Linked DNA regions of Homo sapiens: all the other regions are linked to region 1. A link is a contact called in ENCODE Hi-C or POLR2A ChIA-PET data. All regions are on one chromosome and are shown on one strand. The core of a region is the stretch at or near the end of the contact, and the rest is flanking DNA. Distances in the headings are between cores, read along the strand shown.

The links. A loop is a pair of places that touch in the nucleus more often than their neighbours do. ChIA-PET counts read pairs that join two places held with the same protein, here RNA polymerase II (POLR2A). Pooled maps may share reads with other maps.
Region 2: a loop to region 1 is called in a pooled map, with 3 times the contacts of the local background. The contact joins two enhancer-like sites. A Hi-C loop is called at or near these places in 4 of 37 single-sample maps with no recorded cell type and 8 of 50 pooled maps.
Region 3: a loop to region 1 is called in a map of GM12878, with 8 times the contacts of the local background. The contact joins the promoter of RFX3 here to the enhancer-like site in region 1. A Hi-C loop is called at or near these places in 4 of 168 maps with a recorded cell type or tissue (CD4-positive, alpha-beta memory T cell, GM12878, PC-3 and 1 more), 32 of 37 single-sample maps with no recorded cell type and 14 of 50 pooled maps. POLR2A ChIA-PET finds 5 or more read pairs at or near these places in 6 of 52 experiments (CD4-positive, alpha-beta memory T cell, GM12878, PC-3 and 3 more).

Annotation. Positions count from the first base shown.
Region 1 is chr9:3,730,808-3,734,851 of GRCh38, forward strand. No RefSeq gene overlaps it. Among named protein-coding and RNA genes, the nearest start is that of RFX3-DT, 65 kb to the left of the region's middle. Within about 2 kb of position 1,949, at least 8 of the 41 ENCODE cell types and tissues checked have a DNase peak (open chromatin) inside an H3K27ac peak, as active enhancers do; they include GM12878 and PC-3, where a contact is called at or near this core.
Region 2 is chr9:3,935,293-3,939,336 of GRCh38, forward strand. It overlaps GLIS3 (GLIS family zinc finger 3), which reads right to left. Exons shown (of 11, transcript NM_001042413.2): 5 at 1,736-1,897. Among named protein-coding and RNA genes, the nearest start is that of GLIS3-AS1, 39 kb to the left of the region's middle. Within about 2 kb of position 1,744, at least 7 of the 41 ENCODE cell types and tissues checked have a DNase peak (open chromatin) inside an H3K27ac peak, as active enhancers do.
Region 3 is chr9:3,523,768-3,527,811 of GRCh38, forward strand. RFX3 (regulatory factor X3) reads right to left here and starts at 2,234. Exons shown (of 17, transcript NM_001282116.2): 1 at 1,980-2,234. It overlaps LOC124902110 (a long non-coding RNA gene), which reads left to right and starts at 2,718. Exons shown (of 8, transcript XR_007061398.1): 1 at 2,718-3,010. RefSeq lists enhancers at 1,375-1,991, 2,569-2,618, 2,879-3,178 and silencers at 1,679-1,768, 2,199-2,388.

The sequences.
Region 1 (4,044 bases), core at 699-3,198:
AATGCTATAACTTGTCATTAAAACATGCAATGAAGTAATAAACACAAATGGACTTTGTGGTTAGAATCAAAACTACTTTTTCTAATTTGAAAAAGAAACTGAAAATTGTATAAATGTTCCTCCAAATTGAGTTGTTTCTTAAATTCTTATTAACGTTTCATTATATCCCCTCTTCACTTCATTTCCTAATTTAACAATTTACTCGATACTCCCAAGGGTGACATGGCTGTCCTCTATAAAGGCACAGAATGTTCAACATGCCCCAAAGAAGGCAGAGTGATGGAAAGGACAGACAGCTAGACTGGGAAGAAACAGATCTGTGTTTAGTTGTGCTGTATTAGAAACATCACCCAATTCTAGGTTTCAGTTTTCTCATGTTCAAACTAAGTGGAGGAATTAAACTAAACAACTTCTAAGATACTTTCCACCTTTGAAATTTTAGACCTCTGGCTTTTGATTAAATTTCCTGAATGCCAACCTCCTCATCCAGAAGGACTATGCTGAAGGCCACATAAGAAAGTGATGACTTATGTTTACTTGAGCCCCTGTAATCCCAGTGGAGAGACTGAGATGCCTACCCATGAAGCTGAAGCACATATTTGGAATACGTAATGCTTTGTATTTCTTTAAAAATTTAATTTAGTTCATTTTTAAAGAGATTTTATTAGTCCATTTTCTGCTGTTTTAACAGAATATCACAGGCTGGGTAATTCATTTTAAAAAAGAAGTTGATTTGGCTCACAGCTCTGGAGGCTAGGAAGTCCAATAGCATGGCCCCAGCATCTGGTGAGGGCCTTCCCATGCATCATCCGTGGCAGAAGGCATTATGTGGTGAGCAAGTGCATGAGGTGGAGAGAAAATGGGGGCCAAACTTACCCTTTGATCAGGACCCCACTTCTGAGATAACTAATCCACTCCTGTAACAGCATTAATCCATTCACCAGGCAGAGCCCTCATGACCTCATCACTTCTCAAAGGCCCCACTCCCCAATACCATTTTATTGGAAATTAAATGTCAGCATGGGTTTTGGAGGGAACATTCAAACCATAGCAGAGAAAAAAGGCACTCCTTAGTCTGTGGTGATTAAAAAGGGTGAAGGGAGCAGGAATAAACTCAGCAATTCAGCACCCTGCGTACACCAATCTGAGAGATATAAAAAATATTTCCTGTTCAGGCAACAAAAACTTAAAAGCCAATAGTTATGGTACGCAAATAACTGATAAGCTAAACTGTATTAACAGTATAAACTGTTTTGTATTCCACTCTATATAACTTTACCAGGTAGGTTCCATTCTGGATTATTACAAATAGGGATTTGACATTTCTTTTATAATTGGACGCCTGGGGTGTACAATAAAAATATTTCAGTCTCTGCACCTCCCCTCTCTGCTTCCTTCTTTTACAATGGCAAATTTCCCTTCTCTTCTACAAGCTGACAAAATACAGCCTGCTTTCTGGCTCGCATGTACCACATGCTGGTCACACACAGCTGTTTACAAAAATGCAGACTTTTGCTGCCTAGAAGAGTATTTTACCCGGTACTCAGCAGTTATAGACAAGTGATTATCTTTAAACTCTGATCTTAAATTTGAGTGATGTAAGATGGTTGATTTATTCTTTATAATTATTCCATAAAAATAATAAATAGATACCTAATCTGAAAGATAGTTACAGATCTTGCTTTATGGAGGTCACTGAATTCTTCAGTGTTCCATGAATAACACTGTTCGGGTCTAAGAGGTCACAGCACAAATAGAAAGTAGTGTTGGATACACATTTCTTAGTCTCTACCAACAGAGATCACCAACATGAGAATTGTTCAGAAGGATAACGATGCCTCAAGTATGTAAGGTATGTCTGTAATACAAATGAAACAGGCATTTGGGGGAGAAAAAACCTTTTGCCTTACTCGAGAGAGGAGCCATTCCAGAGGCTTGCCTGCACGGAAGTCTGTGGCTCTAGCTGCATTTCAATGCAGTGCTTAGTTTATTCACCAGGGGTCATCAAAGGTCTGGATTTTCTTTGTCTACTTGTTGACTCATATGTACTCTCTATATACACTCAAGAACCACTGGATTCTTTAGAATTGTGCATCAGGAGATGTGGCTTGCTTTCCTTCTCCCCACCACTCCAGGCCCACCCCCAGCACTTACTCTTTATAGATTTCTACCAGCACACTGCAGCAAGCAAGTCCATTAGATGCATCACAGAAATGCCTTTTCTAACTAAACTAACTTATTTAAAAAAAAAGAGAGAGAGGAAACATGGTATCTAATTAGGTTTTTAAAAAATAATCATTTTCCAAAGTTAGAAAGTGAAAGGCTTTTCACACTATTGTTTTCTAGATTCATGAACCAAATTGCATGCTTGGAAAACAAATGGGTCACGGTTCACTTCTGTTAGATTTCACTTAGTAACGGGTCACAGAGGGCCAGATCAGGTCACCAGATGAACCAGTTAACACTAGGCTGGGACTTTTTAGTCCCTGTTGAGCAAGTAAATAATGAAAGTTTTCAATGAAGATTTTGTTTCTGGCACGGGTAGGATCTCATGGGTCTTGGTGAACCTGATGTCTGGATTGAATACCACCTTTTGTGCAGCCCGCAGTTCCTATCTCAGTTTTCTGTGAAGCACCCTTAAATACCTTTAGTACATAGCTATTGCAAGTAGTTTGATACTTTCTTACCTCTATCCTCTGAATAAACCAGATTGCATCCTTTGAAAGCTCAAAAGTGAGACATATTTCAGCCACAACGAGGAGTGGATTCAGCTTATAGCTTCTTCCCAGGGGAACATAGCTTCTATTTATGAATCAGTGGTATTGAGAGGTGACAACCTGCTGACAGCCCTCGCAGCCCTCGCTCGCTTTCGGCGCCTCCTCGGCCTTGGCGCCCACTCTGGCCCCGCTCGAGGAGCCCTCCAGCCCGCCGCTGCACTGACGGAGCCCCTTTCTGGGCTGGCCAAGGCCGGAGCCTGCTCCCTCAGCTTGCAGGGAGGTGTGGAGGGAGACGCGCAGGCCGGAACCGGGGCTGCGCGCGGCGCTTGCGGGCCAGCGCGAGTTCCGGGTGGGCGTGGGCTCAGCGGGCCCGCACTCGGAGCAGCCGACCAGCCGGCAATCCCCGGGCAGTGAGGGGCTTAGCACCTGGGCCAGCAGCTGCTGTGCTCAATTTCTCGCCCGGCCTTAGCTGCTTCCCTGCGGGGCAGGGCTCGGGACCTGCAGCCCGCCATGCCTGAGCCTCCCCCCACTCCGTGGGCTCCTGTGCGGCCGGAGTCTCCCCGACGAGCGCCGCCCCCTACTCCACGGCGCCCAGTCCCATCGACCGCCCAAGGGCTGAGGAGCGCGGGCACACGGCGCGGGACTGGCAGGCAGCTCCACCTGCGGCTGAGTGCGGGATCCACTGGGTGAAGCCAGCTGGGCTCCTGAGTCTGGTGGGGACTTGGAGAACCTTTATGTCTAGCTAAAGGATTGTAAATACACCAATCGGCACTCTGTATCTAGCTCAAGGTTTGCAAACACACCAATCGGCACCCCGTGTCTAGCTCAGGGGTTGTGAATGCACCAGTGGACACTGTATCTAGCTACTCTGGTGGGGAGGTGGCAAACTTTGTGTCTAGCTCGGGGATTGTAAATGCACCAGTCAGCACCCTGTCAAAACGGACCAATCAGCTCTCTGTAAAATGGACCAATCAGCAGGATGTGGGGGGGGGTGGGCGGGGCCAGATAAGAGAATAAAAGCAGGCTGCCCGAGCCAGCAGTGGCAATCCCCTCAGGTCTTCCTTCGCTGTGTGGAAGCTTTGTTCTTTCGCTCTTTGCAGGAACTCTTGCTGCTGCTCGCTCTTTGGGTCCACGCTGCCTTTAGGAGCTGTAACACTCACGGCGAAGGTCCGCAGCTTCACTCCTGAGCCAGCGAGACCACGAGCCCACCGGGAGGAAAGAACAACTCCAGACGCGCCGCCTTAAGAGCTGTAACACTCACCGTGAAGGTCCGCAGCTTCACTCCTGAGCCGGCGAGACCACGAACCCACCAGAAGGAAGAAACTCC
Region 2 (4,044 bases), core at 494-2,993, 200 kb after region 1:
CTTAAAGGAAAAAATGATGCTTTAAAAATATTTAATAGAGAAATAATTTTTCCAAAAAAAATAGCTGAGTTTTAAAAGCGATTGCATTAACAAAAATCAGGAAACCACTATATTAGGTAGCCTTCCTCAAAAGTTTTTTAAAAAGATATATATTTTTATTCCAAAATGATTTCTGAAAATGCTCTTAGCTTGATTAGCTAAAATTAGCTCCAAGCAAAGGAGGGCAGTGCGAAACCATAACACTTAGCCTCGCAACAGTTCTTGCAACCTACAGATAACTAGCTGGAGTAGAAGCAATTTCTCAAGACAATCTTGTCTCATAAATGTTCATTCTTCCATGATAAAGGTTAATGACGAATTGGAAAGTTTATTGGATCTCACCAAGACCATTTTAGGCACAACAAAATAGGGCATTTTAACACAATTTATTCTTTTTTTTTCTTTTTCTACTTAGAAAAATCCCACTATTCACCACATGTATTCATTTAGTGTTCCATTTTATTGGTCCTAAAATCACTGAATTCAGGTAGAGTAGAAACTGGGTCCATCCTACACCCATGTTGCTCTAATTATATTTGAGATATTTACTAGGCAAACCATCGCATTTATGCATATTAGGGGATAATTCTGTTTAGAAAGGTTATGTGACATATAGCTAAAATGACTTCTATGAATATGACTAATAGAGACTAATATAAAATTTAATAAATATGTCAACTATAACATCAGAAGAATCTTAAATATGTATGAGAAGGTGTGTAGAAATAACAGTATCTTTTCAAAATTCAAACTCTGGTGTAGTTTAATAATAGACATCAGAATGTTAACACCGAAAAAGTACTGTCATGAATACATTATTTGCAAGAATGTGGGATAAGAGATCTGTGATGTGTATAATACACTTATCCTGATGGCTTTGTTAAGCGCAGTGAAATTACATAGAGTCTACCTGGCCTAGTGTAACGAAAATGGCATCAAAACCTGGGAAATGCAAAGGAGGGCTATCAACATAATTGAGAAAATAAAAGACAAGAATCATAGAAAAGGCATTTGGGAATGAGCAAAATGTTGTAGCATTAAGGGACTTAAGGGTGTAATAATGAAAATCAATTGTTCTCATAGGGTTGATGTCAAAGAATATGTGGCTGCTAACAGATAGGAAGCATGAGGAAAGTGAACTCTTGGGAAAGATTTACTGTTTCTTCTTAGATCAGCTGAAGGTGAAAATACCAGGTGGTTTCTAAAGCAAAGGGCCAAATTCACTCTTGAAAATCATTCTAGCTGCAAAGTTCTATGTCAAGAGGGAAAGAACCAGGGTAGAAAAAAAAAACAAAGAAAAACAAACAAAAACTGCTTCATATTCCTAGCAATAGCACACAGTACCGACTTGATATCTCAATACTGTTTTTAATGCCAGTCTCTCCTGATCACTCTCTGTACTAAAATCTACTACATGACAGCCCCTAAACTGCTTTTGCTTTGTACACAGCGGTGACCAAGTAACCCTTCTGTCCCAGGAGGTTGTAATATTTAGAATAAACTGCTGCTACAGAAAAATGAAACAGCCAAATAAATAGGGCCCCATCTGGCCTTTTACCAGGCTCCACTGCTGCCCTTGGCATTGTCCCTGTAACCTGCAGACCATAAAGCAAACACTTCACCAGCCCACTATCAAGCAGGCACTTCCTCACACCAGGCGCTGGGTTGGAAACTGGAAAGCTCCTGCCATTCTTACGGTGTCCAGATGCGTCCGCTGGTGTTTGGCGCGGTCACTGGAGTTACTGAAGGCCTTCTGACAACCCGGATGCTGGCACAAATACGGCTTCTCGCCTGTGTGGCTCCGCAAGTGGATCTTGAGATTTTCAAGCCTTGAAAAGGCCTTCTCGCAACCTTCAAACTGCAAAAAGAAAACAATTTTTGGTGGTTGAGAAGGACCTTGAATGTTTGAGTCTGGGGGACAGCTAAAAAAAAAATGTTCTTAGTTGGTACTTTGCCGAAAATGATAAAATAAAATCAAATCCAAACAGTAATAAATATTGCTCCTAAAAATATCCGAATATTTATGTGAACTGCATTTTTCCACTGAATATACATGCCACTTTCTGTATCAGATTTGGGTCCCAAACTGATTTCTGTGATTTACTTATGTCAGAGAAAATTCACCGTGAGCCATCTGGCTCTGTTAATAAAAATACAGTAATGTGTGTCTTAAAGATTTATTAAAAATTAACACACTTTTCCATTTCCAAATTGGTCTAAATTGAAGGAACTGGAAAGGAAGAAACTTTCTGACAACTAATAAACTAATAAGAAAAAAAAAGTCAGAGTGATATATGAGAAAAAGGAGAATTGAAGATTTGAGAGTCCAGGATGAAAAAGACATGTGTCCACTAGATCAATATGATCATAAATTTCCTTAACTATATTTGTAAGTTTTTTCCAACCCTCAAAAGAGTGACCATGTTAATGTATATGGTAATGCCAAGGCTAATGAGATAAAGTTTTTAACAGGCTCTTACAAAGGAAGCTAAAAGACAATTCATTTAGTGTGAAATCATTTTCCAAAAAAGTACCGTAATACTTTAATCTTTTTTTACTTTTTAGACATTTCATTATCTAATTCATGAGGAAAAGAAGATAAAAGGCTTAAGATTTCAATAAATGTGTCACTGGTTTGTCAATAATATTTATTGACAGTAACATTTACTCAATGTCTTCTGAGGGCAAAATATCAGCTACTATTAATAGGGTCAAAGTGATTCCAATCCTTGAAGTAACAATCTAATAAAGAAAATGTGTTAGAGAAAGCCTAGAAATGAAGCATAAAGGTGAGATGGGGATTTATCTTTTAACTCTCTCTTTGGTGCTAACCCCCAGAATAGTTATGTTACTTAGACAGTTTTAATCCCATTTGAGTTCTCACTGGAAGGGAAACTGAGAAATACGGAACACCTACTGGAAAAAAAGCATAATACATTTAAAGCAATTAAGAAGCCTCACTTCTTATAGAGGAATGCAGGGGGGTGAGGGTGGGTAAGGAAGGAAGGTAAGTTCCAGATGGTTCCCATTCAAAATTAGCAGGTATAACTTAACCTTGCTGCAAGAAATTGTATAAAACTCTTTGGTTCTCTTACTTACTATAATAGATGGTAGAGGACATTGTTCACAACAGAATGATCTAGAGCTGGCCAGGTTTTGGTTATTGGAATTTTCATCTTTAAATAAGGGACGAACTAAGTAAAAAAAAATAATTAAACATGTCATCACTCCATCTATTTAAGTTGTCCAGATTTTGCATGCTGGAGTATTTTAAGAAATTTATGAAAGTTGCACTTATTTTTGATTGAGAGTTATACATGTTTCACAGACATATGTTGGTTTATTTCAATTTTGATATTTTGCTTAAAATAATTTTGGTGTTTTCCTGATTTCTATTTCACATAAAAATAAATTTAGCCTGAGCAGAAGATGAATGCTGACGAAGCCAACTACTTTTTCAGCAGAGTGAAAGGAAACGTCACTAGAGGGAGAGAGGAGTTAAGGGGCTCATTTCTGCAGCTTTTCAAGTGACTCTCAAATTTAAGAATAAAGGGGCTCAACATTAAACCCCAACTCATTGCTAAGAGGCCTCTGCTGACCAAACCTCTGTTTTTAGGGTTCTCTTTGAATGACGACTCAGAGAAAACTCTTGGAGCTCAGTTTATTTGACTTGGAATCACCTGGTGGACCACACTTAGGTCTGAAGTGAGCTTGTGGTTTTAGACACGCCAAGACTGTAGCCTGGTTCTTAGCAAGGCTCTTTTGTAGGGTGGATTCCATTTTGGGGCCAGCTCCCGGGGCACATACCCAAACCTGAGCAGGCCCCATATCCACTCTGTTCCACAGTCACCTCAGATCTTGATCTGAGAGAAAGCTGCATTGTTTCAGCACCAGGATGAGAGCGGAGAACTACTTTAGAATAAGATTAATGAGGTTTCTGTGAGTACAGGATAAAACAACATCCCTAGTTCTACCATAGAGGGATTAGAAGGATCCAAGACATGT
Region 3 (4,044 bases), core at 984-3,483, 210 kb before region 1:
AGAAAAAAAAATACAAGTTAGTATTAGAGATTTGCATGGAACCCAGTTTGGGGAGAGGAGGAATAATTATAAACAAATCTGAGTGCTCTGAGAAAGACTTCTTTCAGAACAAAATATCGTCTTCATTTAAAATAGCAATCACAAGGAAATGAATTGAAAAAGTTTTTTTAAAATCCCAACTCTTATTTTACAAAATATTAGCCTTAATAGCATTATAATTACCCACCCTGCTCGTTGACAATCTCAAGAATAATTAGTACTGTCACATTATTCACAAGCTGCTGTGTCAGTTAAATCAATATATGTTTGCTGTTAGAAAGAAGACTATTTGAATAAGCATTTTAAAACTGTAAATTTAAAACTTCAATATGTGCAACTACAATAGTACATTATATTTGTTTTAGCACACATTCATTATCAAAACTCTACTGATAAATCTATTAACTAAAAGTTAAGCTGAAAAAAATGAACAAATTTAGGGGATCTGTAAAACTGGGTTAACGTTAACCAAGAACCTACTATATAAGGACTAATAAGTATTCAAATCTACAGAGAAAAATAATTTTTAAAAGAAATACTTAAAAAGGAAAAAGTTCTCTCTCCTGAGCAGGTTCAAGTCACTGTCCAAAGAAAATCAAAAAGTAAATAAAAAGAATATGTTAAGTACACACATGCCTAGATCTTAACCAGAAAGAAAGTGAAATATACACACGTTTCAAGTTGAGAACCTTCATACATTCTTTATGAACTTGACTTGAATTTCAACTCTCAAAGGAAAATGAGGAGATTAAAAAAAAAAAAACTCTTAAAGTACCATAACTGTCACAAATAACACTGTGAACTGAGTTCTCACAAAGCTTCCTTGTGTCCCTTCCCTGTTCATCACAAAGTCTCATAATCACAATGAAAATTGTTAACACTCTACTGCGGGGAAGGAGGATCATCAAAGTGAAACGGAACCTCACTACTCCCCCTCCCACCTCCACATGAAGGATAAAGCACTGTCAATAACTACTAACCCAAGTATCACAGATGCCCTGCATCCGGTTTAAATCACAAGCACACACACACACACACACACACACACACACACACACACACACACACACACCAAAGAAGAGAGAGGAGACAGACTTTAAAAAAGAAAAACATCTTTCCCAGTACAGCAAAGAGGGCCCAACGAACAGGCCCCAGGTTTCAATATGTGTGCAAGGGGTGTGTGGGGGGGGGGAGAAAGAGGGGGAGGGAAGAGTGCTGAATGGATGTTAAGACTGTTTGCCGCACAAAGAAAATACAGTTTTAAAAAGAAAAAAGAAAACCATGAAGCTGATGATGGTGAAAGAAGAGCAGCCCATTCAGCACCAGGCAAAGAGGGGCAAAAATGAAGGGAATGGGCGGTGGGAAAAGTTCACCAACGTATGAGGATTAAAAATAACAAAACCCATAACAAGGCCCCACAAGTGAACAACAACAACAACAAAACACCACCTCTTGGGTCCCCCCCTTGCACACTGTTGTCTATTTCGGCTTTGAAAGAAGCAGGAAACAGCAGCGTTGGAAAAGAAGAAAATTAAAGAAAGAACAAATTCTTATCTCTTCACCTGACCCTCCTCCTCAGACCAGACCTAAGGGAAAGATCCAGCATCCGCATCGGAAAACTGTGGCTCCCTCTCCCGCTCGGCTCGCAGCCCCCCAAGCTCCCGCTCCATCCCTGAAGTGCGGCCGGCGCAGGGCCGGGGCCGGCGGGCGGCGCGGCGCCCACACCCCCGACCCAGCCGCGGCGCGCAGGGTCCATTGTAAACAAGCCCGGGGAACAGAGCCCCTCGGCGGCGGCGCCGCAGCGGCAGCCCCCGTGTCAGGAGTGAGACCCCAGCACAGCCACACTCGGCTCGCACACACGAACACACACACGCACGGACACACGCGTTCACACGCAGCCACACGCTCCCACACACATGTAGAGACCGAAGAATATTCACCTTGGCTGTGGATTATTGTGGTGTTGTTGGTGGGTGATGGAGATGGTGGTGGTGGGGAGGAGGAGGAGGAAGAGGAGGAGGAGGAGGAGAGGAGTAGTTGTTGTTGATGGGTAACAGTCGCCAGGACTACGGTGACTATGGCGCTTGATTCACAAGGCAACGGTTGCTATAACTCACAAAAGAGAGAGAGAGAGGGAGAGAGAGAGAGAGCGAGAGGGAGAGGGAGACACTCGCACGGGGAGGGGTGGGGGAGGGAAGAGGGGAGGAGGCGGGCCCGGCCAAGCCGCCGGAAGGGGAGGGCGCAGCGCTGTGACTGACGGCCCCCAAACCCGGGTGGGGTGGCGGGGCGGCGGGGTGACGGGGCACGAGGCCGGGATTCCACCGCAGGACTCCGAAGAGGTGCGCCTATGCTTGGCTGGGGCTGAGGTCACCAAGAGTCCTCTCGGAGGGACGTTACTACACGCGCTGGCGAGGCCCAGGAGTCGTGGTGCGAGGGGTACTATCTGTGAAACGAGGGCTGCCTGTCCCAGCAGCCAGCTTTGTACAGAGACGTCCCGGAGCCACGAGAGAGTAACGGCTAACCCGGGGGAGGGGGTGGCGAGGGTGATTCCAGGCACTTTGTGAAGAAACGAGCTATGGCGAGGGAAGAATCCACTTTGAAGAGCGGCCCCCGCCCTGCCCGATACGTTACTTCCGGGGCGGGGCGGGCAGAGGGGCCCGGATGTGCCGCCGCTTTTTAGTTTCTGAGGCGCCGGCGGTGTTCCTGGTAGCGTCAGCCTCCTGGCTTTTCCTTTTCCTGGACGCTTCAGGGCTCCGCGGCCTGCGCTAGACTGGAGGGTCCGCGTCACTCTCGCCCTCCTGCTTTCCGCGCTCTCACCCGCTCCCGCCTCCTGAGGGCACGACTTGTGGAGGAGCGCGGGCGGCGGGGCGTGAGCGAGCTGCCTCTGCCGCCATCTTAGAGAAGGCGAGCGTGGGGTGTGCGTGGGCGCGAGTCGGCCTCCCGCGGTGCCGCCGCAGCGTGGCGCGGAGAGGTGAGGTCCAAGCGTGTCCGGCCCTCACTCCATAACGAAAAAGCGAGGTCATCACTCCCTATCTACAAGGGATGGGAGTAAGTGCCTGTAGAGAGCAAGAAATTGCCCTGCCCGGAGGCTGAGAAAGCGCATTTGGCGGTTCCCCTCGACGGAAGGCGTAGAGGGGCGGGGTAGCTTACACCTGCCTGCGATACCATCCTGTTAGTTTCTAGTTCTGTTAGTTTCAGCCCTTAAGTGCTCACCCCTCTTTAAAGACCGAACTGGGAGTTGAGCTCAAGCCCGGATCCTGTTACCTGCCGTGCTCTCATCCCCCGTTACTCAGCCTACTGTAGCTGAGGGTCTTGCTGTTTGTGGCTGTATTGAGATAGACGAATGGCTTCCGTCTGTGTTGAATGTTGTTAACACAACCTGCCATCTCAAACACCCGTTGATAAGGCACAGCCTGTAATGCCTCATGGTTCAAACAGACTCCTCCAATTCTCTGCAGACTCGAGTCCAGCAGGCACATGCCCCCAGGCCCTGCCAATACCCAAAATCTCCCAACATTTGCCGCTAAGCTGCTTAACCAGGACAATGACATAGTAGAAGTAGAGCCTTAGGAAGTCAGTTCTCCTCTTGAGGCTTAATTTTTGCACCTGCAAGTAAGGGATTTGGGCCGGCATGCGTTCACCAGCGCTAAAATAATACTGAGCTCATTCTGTGTCCCAGAACTGGTGCTAAGTGTTTTACATACATTATCTCATGTAATCCCAACAACACCAGTGTTAGGTAATATTCGCATTTGAGGAAAAACAGGCCGAGAGTCCTAAAAGTCGGTGGTTTTAGTTTATGGCTGCGTGCCATAGAATACAAGGTTACCTTGTTTTAGGAACCAGCTACTTTGGGTACGTTTTTAAAAGTAATATTGTTGCCTTTGATAATCTCATGAGTTAGAGATGTTCTTACAATAATAATGTGTTGCAGTAGTGAACAGTGGTGAGCCTAGTGCTAAAGCTAAAAGGTTTCCTGACCCACTGTGGTAGTAAGGGCTTCTA